2 separate regions of the Homo sapiens genome follow, and region 2 is linked to region 1. The links are chromatin loops, found by intact Hi-C in ENCODE. Cell type or tissue: Caco-2. All regions are shown on one strand.

Region 1 (8,000 bases):
TTTCACCAGGTTAGCCAGGATGGTCTCCATCTCCTGACCTCGTGATCCGCCCGACTCGGCCTCCCAAAGTGCTGGGATTACAGGCGTGAGCCACTGCACCCAGCCCACTTTAGTTTTAAGAAATGAAGGCACAAATTATTTCATTCTTACTAATGATAGTGCAATTGAAATCATCAGCGACCAGACATCTATTTTTAAACATAGAAAGAAAAACGCAATTTTATTGTTTTGTTAAATAAAAAAAGACATGAAGCACTGCAAAAACAGAAGTACAGTTTTTGAAGTATAAATTTTGCTCTTTGTGTCCTCCCACCAAAACTTTATTTCTACAAATACTGGAGCTATTTTTTCTTTCCTAAAATTGAGTCTCTTATTGCTTAATGTCATGTAATTTTGCTTCCTTTCTTCTGCACAATTCATTTCTTTCTCCCAGTTTGTTCTAATAGGCATGCATGTAAACATTGACTAAAATACCGCCTAGCTTAAAGGCAACTAACCAAACATACATTCTTTTTTAATACAATGTTTCCTCCATACATCCTGGCTATTGTTTTACCTCCCTAGTCTTCATAGCAAGGCTTGTTTTTAAGATTTTGCTAAATGATATCCTCTTTCTTATCTTCCAGTTTCTCTTTAACCTATTCTCAATCATGACCCCTTCAGAGTTTCCTCACAACAATTTCCATCCTGTACATCCATGAGAAAATGTCCTCCTGCATCTTATTTGACTCAGCAGCACTCTACAATACTGAACATTCTGATCTTTGTTTTGCTTTTCTTGGCTTCTGCCATCCATCCACACTCTGTGTTTTTCACTGTGTTTCATGGGCTGATCTTTCTGAGAATCCTTGGTTACTTCTCATCATACAATTTCCAAATCTTGGTAAAACCTGGGACTTGATCCTGAGACCTCCTTTTCCCCACATTCTTCTTAGGTAATTTCATGCTTTTTAAAATTAGGTCATATCTCTAACAACATATTTTATGGATTCCACATGGCCCTAGATATATGGCAAACTGCATTCTGTGAACTGGAGTACTCTTTTCTGTAAATAAAGTTTTATTGGAATACACCCGTACTTGTCCATTTACACACTGTCACACTGCTTTGACTACAACACAGAGTTGAGTAGTTCTGACAGAGGCTAAATTAAAATATTTACTATCTGACCCTGTAAGAAGAAAATTCCCAACCCCTAGTATAGAATAAAATTTTTTTAGCAGGATATGAAAGGCTTTTCATGACTTGTTTCTTAACATTCTTTTGAGATTTATCTCACAGCTGTGTTTTTAGTCCAAGAGTTCCAAAGAACTTGTGGTTCCTTAAATGTTTTACATCTTTGTGCTTATAATTTTTTGTGTCTCATATGCTTTCAGAAACTATAATCACTTGGAAAGTTATATTTTTACCCTTCAAAACAATGGATAAGGCACCTTATTTTCAAAACTTTTAAAATCTCCCAAATAATTATTACTGTTTATGTGCTATCACGTATACTCTTCTAATGTTGTATATATCTCACCGTATTTCAGTTACTTGATTACACTCAAGTTTTTGAAATTTCAAAAAAAAGATAAAAAGGAAATTAAAAATTCTCTAAATATTACTATTTTCATTTTGAAATATATAAAGTAAAAATGTTCTTTCCATTCCAGCCCTTCAATTTGGTATGTACCTTTTTCTATTTTTTTATACTCATGGAAAAATGATATAGATAGACCAATATATAATAAAATAGGATAATATACAGTTTTTAAATCACATTTGAAAATACATACTGTTAGTTCACTTCTATAGTACATAAACATCTTTATTTAGTAAAGTAGTAACATTGAATTTCCTCATGGAGATGTTTATTATAAATTATTCAACCAGCTCTATATGATGGTTAGGTAATACCTTTTTTTTTTGCTATTGTACACTCTCATAAACAACTTTGCTCATTTATCTTTTTCTGCTAGAATTTATGTAGCCATTTTTTTTGAAATGAAGCTACACAATTCTGTAAGAATTTTTTCTCTTATACTTACCTCATAGATTTGGGGCTGTGATACAAATATGTGAACTTTGCTTTATGTCTAAACAGTACCAGGTTAACTTTTGGTCCAGAATAAAATGTATGTGAATACTTTTTCTTATGTCATTGTCAACAATGGATGGAACTAATCTTTCAAAGTTGACAATTTTATGATTCATGTTTTCAAACTTTTTTAGTGTATTTAATTACCTTTTATAACCTTTTATAATTATATTTTATATAAATATAGTGTATTTATATACCTTTTATGTTTCTATTAATTGCAGATCTTTATTAAGTTTACATTTGTCTATTTGGTTGTTATATTCATATTTATATATAGGACTTCCTAATTTAGTAGACAAATAACCATTTGGTCTGTTTATACTCTTCAAATGCTTCTTCCAAGTTTATATTTTATCATTAGACTTTATAATTACTCTTATTTTATCTTTGCAAATGCTGCATTACTTGATTTATTTTCAGAGGCTTTACTCAAAGAATATAAACATTATTTTTCTAATTGTCTTATGTAATGCTTGGACCTCTTATCCATTTGGAATATGTTTTTGTATATGCTGGGTAGTAGCATATACTTTCCTAACTAAATTGAAATACCACTATATTTACATATCTGATTTTACTTCTGTATGCTACTAGGTAGTAATTTTCTATTTGTTGATTATGTTCCCATGTCAAACAATTTTAATTATAGTAGCTTTATTTTTTTAGACATCTGTTTCTACATTTTGCTTCTTATTAGATTTAGATTTAAATTCTTACTGAGAAGGGCTTTCTCACTAATCTCTTTGGTCCAAGGCTTACTGTGGTTTTGACAGACAGATTCTATCACTAAATCATGTCTAACTTACTGACTTGGAACTCTATTGCTCTTTGAAATTTCTGTTATTCCATGTTGGCCAACATATAATGGAAGACAGCATAAGAGGCAGAAAGAAACAAAGTATCTACAAAACAACCAGAAAACAATTAACAAAATGGTAGTAGTAAGCCCTTGCCTATCAATAATTACCTTGAATATAAATGCATTAAATCCTACAAAAAAGAGAGTAACTGAAAGGATAAAGAAACAAGCCCCAACTATTCGCTGCCCGTAAGAGGCTCATCTTGTATTTTAGGACACACACAAACTGAAAATGAAGGGATGGAAAAAGATATTCCATGCAAATGAAAACAAAGAGAAAAGCTCAAAAACTGAAATAGGAGACACATAAGAACATGATATGATGATAAAGGGTCAATTTATGAAGAGGATATAACAATAGCAATTACACATATGCTCAACGTTGGAGCACTTAAAATATAAAACAAATATGAAATGCTCTTGAGAGAGAGAGAGATTACCATACAATCATAGTAAGGGACTTGAATATATCACTTTCAACAATGGACTGATTATTCAGGCAGAAAATTAATAAGAAAACATGAGACTTGAACGACGCATTAGATCAAATGGACCTAACACACATATACAGAACATTCCATCCAATAGCAACAGCATACACAATATTAAGCTCACAGAGAACATTCTCCAGGATAGATCACCTGCCCTGCCCAGTTTACTAATCAGAAAGGAATAGATCGGCCTGGCGTGGTGGCTCACGCTTGTGATCCCAGGACTTTGGACAGCCGAGCGCGGATTATCACTTAAGCCTAGGAGTTCCAGACCGGCTTGGGCAACATGGTGAAAACCAGTCACTTTTTTTTTTTTTTTGAGGTGGAGTTTCACTCTTGTTGCCCTGCTGGAGGGCAGTGGCGAGGTCTCGGCTCCCCGCGGCCTCTGCCTCTGGGTTTGGCTGGTTCTCCTGCCTCAGCCTCCCGAGTGCCTGGGATTGCAGGCCTGAGCCACCATGCAGGGCTCATTTTGTTATTTATTTATTTATTTATTTATTTATTTTGGTACAGACGGGGTTTCCCCATGTTGGTCAGGCTGGTTGGTCTCAAATTCCCGACTTCAGGCTATTCCCTGCCTCGGCCTCTCAAAGTGCTGGGATTACAGGCGTGATCGGCCTGGCGTGGTGGTTCACGCTGTTAATCACAGGACTTATGACGGCCAAGCGCGGCAGATGGCTTGAGCCTAGGACTTCCAGACGGGCCTGGGCAACATGGTGTAACCCGGTCCCTTTTTTTTTTTTTTTTTTTTTGAGAGGGAGTTTTGCTCTTGTTGCCCAGGCTGGAATGCAGTGGCGCGGTCTCTGTTCCCCGCAGCCTCCGCCTCCCGGGTTTGGGTGGCTGGGATTGCAGGCCTGAACCACCATGCTAGGCTCATTATATATATATATTTTTGTTGTTTTTGTTGTTGGAGATGGGTTTTCTCCATGTTGGTAAGGCTGGTCTCAATATCCTGACCTCAGGTTATCCGCTCTCTTCGGCCTCCCGGGGTGCTGGGATCGCAGGCGTGAGCCACCGCGCTCAGGCCAATTTATTAATCAGACAGGAATAGGTCGGCCTGGTGTTTTACATACATCAGTTAGCTCAAGTTCACTGATGATGTTGGTCAAACTTTCCAAGGCTTGCTGAGTTTTAGAAATTATTCAATCATTTGCTTACAGGGACACCTAGTGGTTCAAAATACTACTAAGTTAACCCAAGTTATTACACACTGGATATTCAATGAAGATCAATTAGACAGTTTGGTTATTGGTGAATGATTTTTCTCCCTTTTGAAAAATAATAGCCACAAATATTTTGATGAGGAAAGGGGACAGAAAATGCACTAGGACATATTTTACAAGTATTTTAACCTCTTATTTTAACAAAAATCTCCCAGGAGGCACAATATGGATTAATTCTGTTGATTCTTACTCTGTGGCCTTTCCAGTGCATGCTTCCATGCAACACAATTTCCAGCTTCTATCTACCAATATCTTTCTTACTCGGCATCTGAAGGAGGTATCATGGCTCAAATGTGTGTGTGCGTGTGTGTTCTTTATCCCTGTCTTTCTCTCTCTCGGTAACTGTCTGTCTCTAGTTTGCCATACATATATTAAGTTCAAACATTGTGTTTAGTCTATATGGTTTCCTTAAGAAAGTAGAAAGCAATTTTGTATAAAAAAAAGAATAATTTCACCTACTTTTTTTTATTGCAGAAACACATCACCCAGTTACCCATTATTCCCCTCACAAATGTTTAATACACATTTTCTGTTGAAGTGTAACATATATACAAACATTTATTCTCAAATAATAAGTACACAGCTTTATAAATACTCACAAATTGAATACACAAATGCAATCATATCATTTAATGAATTATAATTAACATAATTATCATAATTAACAGCCCAAAGAAGTCCCCTTCCAATCACTAAAATTGTTACCTATTTTTATGTTGGTTTCTAACAGTATAGATTGATCTGGACTTTTTTTTTTTTTGAGATGGAGTCTTACTGTGTTGCCAGGCTGGAGTGCAGTGGCGAGATCTCAGCTCACTGCAATTTCCTCTTCCAGGGTTCAAGCGATTCCCCTGCCTCAGCCTCCCGAGTAGCTGGGACTGCAGGCACGTGCCACCACGCCCAGCTAATTTTTTGTATTTTAGTAGAGACAGAGTTTCACCATGTTGGCCAGGATAGTCTCGATCTCCTGACTTCGTGATCCACCCGCCTCGGCGCCCCCAGAGTGCTGGGATTACAGGCCTGAGCCACCGTGCCCCGCTGACTATTTTTAACTGTATAACTATGCAGTCATAAATTATGTGGGTTTGTTTCTGTATCCAGCTTCTTTTACTTATCCTTAAATCTGTGAGATACACAGTTATGTTTTTTCATGGAGATGTAGTTTATTCATTCTCATTGTTGTATGCTTGACATTTATGTATACATAAAAAATTCTAAACATTCTACTAAATGTTGATGAACATTTAGTTTTTCTCCAGTTTGGGACCATTAAAATAGTGCTTTATGAATATCCTAGTACATGGTGGAGGTGGTGTCTAGCAGAATCATTCCATTATTTTGATTACATGCCTAGAGGAAGTGCTGTGTCATAAGTTTAAAAAATTCTGAGGCTGGGTACAGTGGCTCACACCTGTAATCCCAGCACTTTGGGAGGCCGAGGCGGGCAGATCACGAGGTCAGGAGATCGAGACCATCCTGGCTAACACCGTGAAACCCCGTCTCTACTAAAAATACAAAAAAAAAAAAAAAAATTAGCCGGGCGTGGTAGCGGGCACCTGTAGTCCCAGCTACTCGGGAGGCTGAGGCAGGAGAATGGCGTGAACCCAGGAGGCGGAGCTTGCAGTGAGCCGAGATTGCGCCACTGCACTCCAGCCTGAGTAACAGAGCAGACTCCTTCTCAAAAAAAAAAAAAAAAAAATTCTGTATTAAAACAAACATTTTTCCAAAGTAATTATACCGGAAATGTACAATTATGTTGGTTACACCATATCCCCTCCAACAATTAATAGTTTTGGCTTTCTCATTATATGGATAGAATCCTCCAGAGAAACACAACTAATAATGAAATATATATATCTATGTATTTATAGATATATATAATAGAAAATTAGCTTTCACGATGGTGGAAGCAGAGAAGTCTCAAAATCTGCAGTCCAAAAAACTAGGAGCCTAGAGAGTCAGTAGTGCAGCATGAGTCTGAGTCTGCAGGCAGGAAAGCCAGGAGAGCTGATGGTGTAAGTTCCAGTCTGAGTCTGAAGGCAGAAGACTGATGTCCCAGCTTGGAGACAGTCAGGGAGAGAGAAAATTCTCTCTTCTCAGCCTTTTGTTCAATTCATGCCTTCAGTGGATTAGCTAAGGTCCACCTACACTGCGGAGGGCAATCTTCTTTACTCAGTCCACCGATTCCAGTGTTATTATCATCCAGAAACACCTCACACACACATAGAATAATGCCGAACTAAATGTCTGGGCATTCTGTGTCCCAGTCAAGTTGACACATAAAATTAACCATCACAAAGCTACTGCTTGTCAATTGTTTACTCATATGCATGTCATTAAACCATACTTAATTTCCAAATGAAGATAATAACAAAGTCATAATTTGACCTAACATGATACAACGATCATGCATACAACCAAAAATGCACTAATTAATACCCTTTTCAGAAGAAAGATTAAAGTCTTTGAGTACTCCTTCTCCCCTTGATATCCCATAACTTAAATATTATGACATTAAAATACTATGATATAAAGCTAATACACATTTGATAGATAAGAAAATAAGAGAAAAAAAATATATTTGTTACATACCCAAAAGCACATTTTAACAAAATAAGGAGATGCTCATGATCATTACAAAAAATTCTTCTTTCTATAAATTGTGGCAAGGATGTTGTTGGTATTTGTAACTATTTTCTTCTGCTGCCTATTCTGTACTCCCCTTGCCTTCAGCAAGCACCTCAGCTGGTTGTGGTTGTTTACTTCATAGGTTACCCAACATTTCATTCCTAAAGGATCTTGACAATCAGTAGTCCTGCCTAGGCTAGGACGCTGTAGTTTTCTAATCACTTTAATTGAAGGATATCACGTTACTAAGAAATGTCTAACAAATCCCCTATATTCCAAATATATTCTTCCATACTTCCATTGTGGAGGAGCAGGTCAATTTCCCATTGGAAATCTATCAGTCACTCCAGGTGGCACCATAACTCTCTTCTTTGCCTGTTGATTCAGACATGAGAAGTCCGAAGTGATGGAGTGGCAATCTCAAATTCTAGTCTGATTGAATTATGGTTGTGTCTTCTGGTGGAAGCATTCCTTTGGAAATAAAAACTCTAGGCCACACAAGCAAAACGTCATAAGAACAGTAAGAAAAAAATTAGTGGTTCGCTAGGAATAATAGTATGTTGTGCTGAAGCAGGATATTTCCCTGCTGCATTCCCATTCCACCCCTCATGGGAGGGAGCACACATGTGAGTGGGTACAGGAGCCAGGGCAAGCACTTTTGGGTGCAGGCAGGAGCAAACTCCATACAGGCCCTGCAGCAGCATCTAGGGGGTGTGCC
Region 2 (8,000 bases), 61 kb before region 1:
CTTAGGAGCAGCACCCTGGCCTCCACAGCAGGGAGAGAGCAGGAATACCCAGCCACAGATATTGATGAAGATATTGATCAACTTCCTACCGTCATGGTGGAGCCATGCCTGGAGGCCTCTGGATGGTCATCAGGTAACCCCAGCACATTTTCCTGTCCCAGACTCCTGGCCACGCTGAGGTTGCTGTGAACAGACACGATGTGCAGGGTCATGGATGTGAAGCTAGAACTCCTTGACAAGCAGGAGCTTTATTTTATGGCCCAAGCAGTTTGGAAACAAAATCATAAAGTGCTTACCCATCCAGTGTCTCCCCAGCCTGCACTGGGAGGTATCAAACTGACCAGATCCGACAGCCCCTTCCGCCCGCAGAAGATGGGTCTGCGTTTCTCTGTCTTTCCCTCTTGGTGGCCAAGAACTGTCAACATCCAGCTGTGGCTCTGCACTCAGCCGCCACTCAGCCTGCTCAGGTTGAAAGGTCAAATGTTGTCTGGAATTGGCAGCCCAGCTTACTAGCAGCTCTTCTGTCTTCAGAGTGCAGCGAGGGGAGCTGTCAGAGGGCTGAGGCAAGGACCAGAGAGGCAACTCCTGCGACAGAGAAAGCTCATCCCTGGGTATGTTCTGGAGGGAGAATAGCAGGGTCTGTCCCAGGAACTTTATTAGCTAGCGGTTAAGATCCTCATCCCCAGAAAAGCCAATAGGAATTAGCTGGGTGATGTGTGCCTATGGTCCCAGCCACTCAGGAGGGTGAGGAGGGAGAATTGCTTGAGCCCAGGAGGTTGAGGCTGCAGCTAGCTATGATTGTGTCACTGCGCTCCAGCCTGGGTGACAAAGCAAGATCCTGACTCAAAACAAAAAAAAAAGGAAGAAAGAAGAAAGAGAGAACGAAGAAAGAAAGGAAAGAAAGAGAAACAGAGAAGGAAGGAAGGAAGGAGAAAGGAAAGAAGGAAGGAAGAAAAGGAAGAAAGAATGACAAAAGGAAGGAAGGAAAGAAAGATGAAAAGAAAAGGAAAGGAAAAGAAAAGAAAAAAGAAAGGAAAAAAGAAAAGCAGATAGGAAAGTGAGGGGAGAGGGCCAGGAAGACAGAAGACAGGATGGGCAAGAAGGATGGGAAGGATTCCCACACCAGATTCAGGAGTGGCTCTGCATTGGGAAATCCTTCTACAACTGCTGGGGACTTGGTTTTGCAAACATGCACAGAGAAACCTTCATCCACCTCTGTGCAATGTTGGACTGAAGTAGAAATGAGCTGCTGTTTTCTGGAAGCACCCCATTTCTTTGAGCTGATCTTCTCTAATAATGAATTCTGGTGAAGCCTGCCATTCACAGCACCCCGCCCTCCCGTCTGTAGGAGGTGGGCACAGGACCCAGGCCAGCTGATCAGAGAGCTCCCTTGCCCTGGGATGAGCACGTGACCCAGATGGCTCAATCACGGGGAAGATCCTCTTGCCTGTTGTAGCCACTATGCTGGAAGAACAGGATTTGGGCTTGTTGGCCGCCATCTTCCAGTCCACACTGGGAACCCATTTGCAGGAGGAGGGAAGGAGGACAACCCAGTTTGAGGGAGCATATGGACAGCAGCTGTGGAAGGCTCCATATGTGCCCAATACTAGATCTACCCCATCCCTTCCTGTTCCATAAATCCATACATCTTCTCCCACTTTTGCTTACCCTAGTTTGAGTTACATTTCTGACACCTGCCACCATAAAAGCCCAAATGATTACAAGGAATATTTGGCTGCAGAAAAGACCCTGCAGTCTGTGAAAAAAGAGGCTGCTGGTGCATAGTCATCACAGACCAGTGCAAAGAGTGAAACAGAAACATCCAGCTTAATCTGCAAAAGCCTTTTTGGATCTTTGAGAGGCGTTCATTAACTTACAGCAAATTGATGAGCTGATATTCTTCTTTCATCCAGGTGAGTGCATTAACTAGGTTAATTTTCCTGTCTCAAGGGACTGCTGTAGGTTAGGGTGAATGAATGAAAGAAGCAAGTTTTTAAACAGGAAAAAAGCTTCAGAGAAGTTGAGGTGACAAGCATCGCTTCACCCCCAATGGAAGGTGAGCTTGTCTGTTAGGTCCCAGGGACTGAACTGGAGTTCCGTGGTTAGGGGATGACCCATCTCAACAAGAAACTTCCATCATCCTCCCGTGGGGATCTGATTAAGATCTTCTCCAGAAGGAGATGGCCTCATGAGTTGGGGCTTTTCAATCTCCCTGTCCCTCCTCTAGAAGGGCATTGCTACTGGCCTTGCCCTGCCAAGTCTTCAGTCTACAACAGCACTGACCCGCTTCAGACACAGCCCAGATCCTTCCCAGACACGCTGTTATTCCGACTTTTTGCCCTTTCAGTCCAGCCTTCCCTATCACTTATGCTGAAATTGGGAACATTTCCCAAACCAACAGTTTCCCAGTCCACAATGTTCCCTTGCTGAGTGTCCCCACAGGACAGGCAGGCAGCCTGATAAATAAAACCAGTCATAAAACCTCCCTGCCTTAGCAAAGGGACTGCTTTGCCAGGCTGCTGTCACATAGCACTCCTGTCTCCCGTTTGACTTCACATAGTGAAAATTGTCTAAAAGATAAGGCAGGAGCTCTGGTTGACACCACCACCCCCATAGATCTCTCTCTAGAAGCATTGGAAGAGGCCGTCTCAAAAAAGAAAAAAAAATAGAAGCATTGCAGGAAAGACGTGGTTTGTAGTGAAACAAATTGGAAGTCAAGCTCAGCCTCAACCACTTACTTGCTTCTGACCTTGGGTAAGTCCTATGTACCTAGGAACCTCGGTTTTCTTTTCTTTCTTTTCCTTTTTTTTTTTTTTTTTTTGAGATGGAGTCTTGCTCTGTCACCCAGTCTGGAGTGCAATGGTGCAATCTCAGCTCATTGCAACCTCTGCCTCCTGGATTCAAGCGATTCTCGTGCCTCAGCCTCTAGAGTAGCTGGGACTACAGGCGTGTACCACCATGCCCAGCTAATTTTTGTATTTTTAGTAGAAACAGGGTTTTGCCATGTTGGTCAGGCTGGTCTCGAACTCCTGATCTCAAATGATCCACCCGCCTCAGCCTCTCAAAGTGCTAGGATTACAGGCACAAGCCACCGCGCCTGGCTGGAACTTCGACTTTCTTCTGTACAATGGAGGGGGGACAGTAATACTGCAATATTTACAATTAGGTTCAACTGAGAGTAACAGAGGTCTGAATACAGTAGCTGAAATGGGGTGGGCAGATCACTTGAGGCCACAAGTTCAAGACCAGCCTGGGTAACATAGTGGCATACTATCTACAAAAAAATAAAAATTATCCGGGCGTGGTGGCACAGGCCTGTAATTCCAGCTACTTGGGAGGCTGTGGTGGAAGGAACACTTGAGCCCAGAAGGTTGAGGCTGCAGTGAGCTGTGATTGCACCACTACACTCCAGCCTCGGTGACAGAGTGAGACCCCGTCTCTAAAAAAATAATAATAAAAAAAAAATTTGGCCATGCCTATCTGCAAGAACATCTGGGAAAGGTAGCTGCGGTAGGTAGCCTCAAAAATGCCTCCAATATCACTGGGTGCAGTGGCTCACACTTTGGGAGGCCAAGGCAGGAGGATTACTTGAGCCTAGGAGTTCCAGACAAGCCTGGGCAACATAGTGAGACCCTGTCACTACAAAAAATTTCAAAATTAGCTGAGCATGGTGGTGCATACCTGTAGTCCCAGATACTTGGGAGGCTGAGGTGGGAGGATCACTTGAGTCCAGGAGTTCAAGGCTACAGTAAGCTATGATCACGCCACTGCATGCTAGCCTGGGTGACAGAGTGAGATTCTGTCTCAAGGGAAAAAAAAGCCCCTTCTCCACTCCCCAAAAGTCCCCATTAATCCCTTTATTCCAGCATTTTCCCCCTTGTGAGGAAGAGGGGAAATTTGTATTTGTATTTGTATTCCCACTTGCTTTGAGTGTGGCTGGACCCAGTAACTTTCTTCTAACCAATAGACTATGGCTAGAAGAATAGAATTTAGTCACATAACCATGTCTAGCTGCAATAACATCTGCATTAGTCTATTTTCATGCGGCTGATAAAGACATACCCGAGACTGGGAATAAAAAGGGATTTTATTGGACTTACAGTTCCATATGGCTGGAGAGGCCTCAGAATCACGGCGGGAGGCAAAAGGCGCTTCTTTCATGGTGGCCCCAAGAGAAAAATGAGGAAGAAGCAAAAGCGGAAACCCCTGATAAACCCATCAGATCTCATGAGACTTATTCACTATCACAAGAATAACACGGGAAAGACCGGCCCCCATGATTCAGTTACCTCCCCCCAGGTCCCTCCCACAACATGGGGGAATTCTGAGAGATATCATTCAAGTTGAGATTTGGGTGGGGACACAGCCAAACCATATCAACATCTGTGGTAAAAGTGATGGGATGTTCCTTCTGAGATTAGGTTTCAAAGAGATGACAGTTCTGTCTTGGGCATCCTGTCTTGCTCTGAGGAAAACCAGCCACCAGGTAGTGAGGTGCTCCCTGGAAAGGCCCACATGGCAAGAAACTGATGCCTCTGCCAGGCAAAGTGACTCACGCCTGTAATCCCAGCACTTTGGGAGGCTGAGGTGGGTGGATCACTTGAGGTTAGGAGTTTGAGACCAGCCTGGCCAACATGATGAAACCCCGTCTCTACTAAAAATACAAAAATTAGCCAGTGTCGTGGTGTGACAGAGAAGGAATCTGTCTCAAAAAAAAAAAAAAAAGAAAAAAAAAGAGAAACTGATGCCTCTGGTCAACAGCTAGCAAGGACCTGAGGCCCTTAGTGCAACAGTCTTATCATGAGTGAGCTTGGGAAGAAGATCCTTCCCCAGATTAACCTTCAGATGATGGCAGCCCTTGCAGAAATCTCAGTGCGATCTCACAAGAGACCTGAGCCAGAGGACTCACTGAAAACATGAGATGCCAAACTTTTTTGTTTTGATTTCAGGAGCTAAGTGTTGTGCTTATTTGTTACACAGCAATAGCTAACTAATACAATAGTTTTCCAGCTAGACACATTTCTAGGATTCTGTTACTAAGAAGGAAGGGAAGGCTGGAGACAGGGAAGCAATGAATAGTCACTGTCACCAAAACTGAGGGGTTAATTTGATCAGGTCTGGCTGCCCCGCTTGCTTTGGTCACTTGCTTGTTTTATTAATTTTTCTTTTTTCTCCTTTTTTCTTTATCTTCTTTCTCTTGCTTTCTCTCTTTCTCCTTCCTTCCTCCCTTCCTTCTCCTTCCTTCTTTCCTTCCTTCCTTCCTTCCCCCTTCCCTCCCTCCCTTCCCTTCCTCCTTCCTTCCTTGCCTGCTGTGTCAATTTTTTTTATTATAATAGAGACAAGGTCTCACTATGTTACCCAGGCTGGTCTTAAACTGGGCTTAAGCGATCCTCCCACCTTGGCCTCCCAAAAAACTGGGATTACAGGCATGAGCCACCATGCCTGTCCTTTTTCTTCTTTTCCTATGAAGCTGAAGACAGTCATAGCTGAAGGCTGTGGTAGCTGAATACCGTGGCGTTAAATGCTGAAATGTACCCTTCACTAGCTTCTTTAGAGATCACATTCACAGGTCACTATGGTAATGTTTGCTTCCGTTGTTTTTCAGGAACTTAGGCCAGCTCCCATCCAGTTCAATCAGGTTGGGACCACCAATTCTTCAATGGGCCTGCCCAAATGCCCAAGAAGTGGACTTTTGATGTCAGAGGGCCAAAGATCCCACCCTCAGATCATGCTAATGCCACCACTTTCTGTACACATGTCCTGTGAAATGCCACAAACCCTGACTACTACGCTTGTGCAGAACAAACCTATCAATTAATTTTTCCCTACTGCCAATCACCTTTCCCCATGCCTTACACCACCGTGTTTCCCTAACGCATAAATATCCCTAAGCCTTATCTTCAGGAAGCAGGATGTGAGAGCTGTTCTACCACCTTGTTTGGTGGCCTTGCAAATAAATCCTTTCTCTTTTGCAAAACCCATGTCATAGTCACAGTGACTGATTTACTGCACGCGGGCAGGACAGACCTGCACCCGGCCAATAACACCACTCATACCTACTCCAAAGGGCCGTTGTGAGGATGGAATGAGGTAAATCTGTAATGTACCCATATCCAGTTTGCCAGCACCCAGGAAGTGACTAACGAGACATGGTTTTTTAATTATTATTTTATTATTATTATTATTATTGTATTTTTAGTAGAGACGGGGTTTCCCCATGTTGGTCAGGCTGGTCTCGAACTCCCAACCCCAGGTGATTTGCCTGCCTCGGCCTCCCAAAGTGCTGGGATTACAGGTGTGAGCCACCACTCCTGGCCGGAGATGTGGTTTTTAGTGAAGGGCCACTATCTAGTGTCTGCTTCCCAAGCTTTTCGCCAAGCTCCTCTAGGAGACAAGGTGGGCTGTGTCTAACATTCAATTTTCCTGACTTCTCCCCTTTGACAGTTCAGATTCCCCATGCCCTCCAGCCAATTAGTACAATTACTACTTCTTTTTCTTCTTTTTTTCTTTTTCTTTTTTTTTTCTTTTGAGACGGAGTCTTGCTCTGTTGCCCAGGCAAGAATGCAGTGGCACGATCTCGGCTCACTACAACCGGGTTCAAGTGATTCTTCTGCCTCAGCCTCCCGAGTAGCTGGGGTTACAGGTGCCTGCCACCATGCCTGGCTAATTTTCGTGTTTGTAGGAGAGACGGGGTTTCACCATGTTGGCCAGGCTGATCTTGAACTCCTGACCTCACGTGATCCGCCCACCTCAGCCTCCCAAAGTGCTGGGATTACAGGCGTGAGCCACCGCACCGGGTGTTACAATCACTATTTCTTCAAAAATAAAGATCCCCAAGCCCAGCAGGAGGGTTCACAGAATGGTAAGATTTCAGAGGGAAAAGGGCTAGAGCCCTTCTAATTCAGTTCCCCCACTCACCATTGTGAACCCAGACACTTGCACAAAGTCACAAAGCAACAAGCAGGGGTGGGACTTGGCCCCTCTGGAGAGATAACGTAGCTCTGTGTTCCTCCCTCTCTCCAAACTGCTAATGCTCAGGCAGAGGCTGGTGTATGCAGCATTTTACAAAGTTTCCTATACAAGCACTTTGGGAGGCTGAGGCGGGTGGATCGCTTGAGGTTAGGAGTTCAAGACCAGCCTGGCCAACATGGCGAAACCCTGTCTACTGAAAATACAAAAAAATTAGCCGGGCATGGTGGCACACACCTGTAATCCCAGCTACTCCCAGCTGAGGTGGGAGAATGGCTTGAACCTGGGAGGCAGAGGCTGCAGTGAGCTGAGATTGGGCCACTGCACTCCAGCCTGGACTGCAGAGTGAGACCCCGTCTCAAAAAAAAAAAAAAAAAAATGCCATAAAGTTTCCTATAGAAAAAAATAAATGTGCACTAGTTCAACCCAGTTTTTTCTCCCTGAGAGGAGTTGAGGTCAGGTTTATGGGACATGCGGTGCTTTTTGAGTGAATGAGCGTCATAAAGGGAAACCTTCTGGTTTCCCTTTAGGCTTTAGGGGGCCCCTGCTCTTGTGTCTTTGGCTTGGCAGGGAGCTGAAGTCCTTGCAGTCACGAGCCTGTCCCTCGTGGATATAACTGGGAGAAAAGTCTAGAAAGTGCTCCCTGGGGTCCCAGGATAATGTGTCCACCTACCGAAGGCAAGAATGCAATCTATATTATTGCCCTTCCCCAAGGGTGCAGGATTTATGTCACCCTGGAAGAATGCGAACTCCTGAATCAGTTCACATACAAAGAAACCCCAGTTTTTCAGAATAGATTGAGACCAAAGCCTTTCAGTGAAAATGAATGTTTTGGGCAGAAAAAAAAATTAATGAAAGTCCTAAGATTTTTTTAAAGTATTAATCTAATAATGGGAGATATAATGTGCCAGTCTCCCTGCTGCTTATTTCCGCTAGTGAACTGGGCTATATGGGAACTTAATAAAATATTCACAGAAGGCGGCTGGGCACAGTGGCTCACTTCTGTCATCCCAACACTTTGAGAGGCCAAG

Evidence for each region. Hi-C counts contacts between places; a loop is a spot of excess contacts. Peaks named below come from ENCODE experiments on the same cell type or tissue, not always from the same donor. Only the 100,000 strongest peaks of a DNase experiment are listed, where the experiment ranks them.
Region 2: it touches region 1 in a loop (3-fold over the local background); 9 of 110 quality-filtered maps call a loop at or near these places.

What each region holds. Positions count from the first base shown.
Region 1 is chr15:23,462,609-23,470,608 of GRCh38, forward strand. No RefSeq gene overlaps it. Among named protein-coding and RNA genes, the nearest start is that of GOLGA6L2, 19 kb to the left of the region's middle. In Caco-2, a CTCF peak has its summit at 4,596 (motif pointing left); no DNase peak of the experiment used is centred here.
Region 2 is chr15:23,401,355-23,409,354 of GRCh38, forward strand. It overlaps LOC105370728 (a long non-coding RNA gene), which reads left to right and starts at 2,489. Exons shown (of 2, transcript XR_931977.3): 1 at 2,489-2,754; 2 at 5,606-5,981. In Caco-2, no CTCF peak of the experiment used is centred here; no DNase peak of the experiment used is centred here.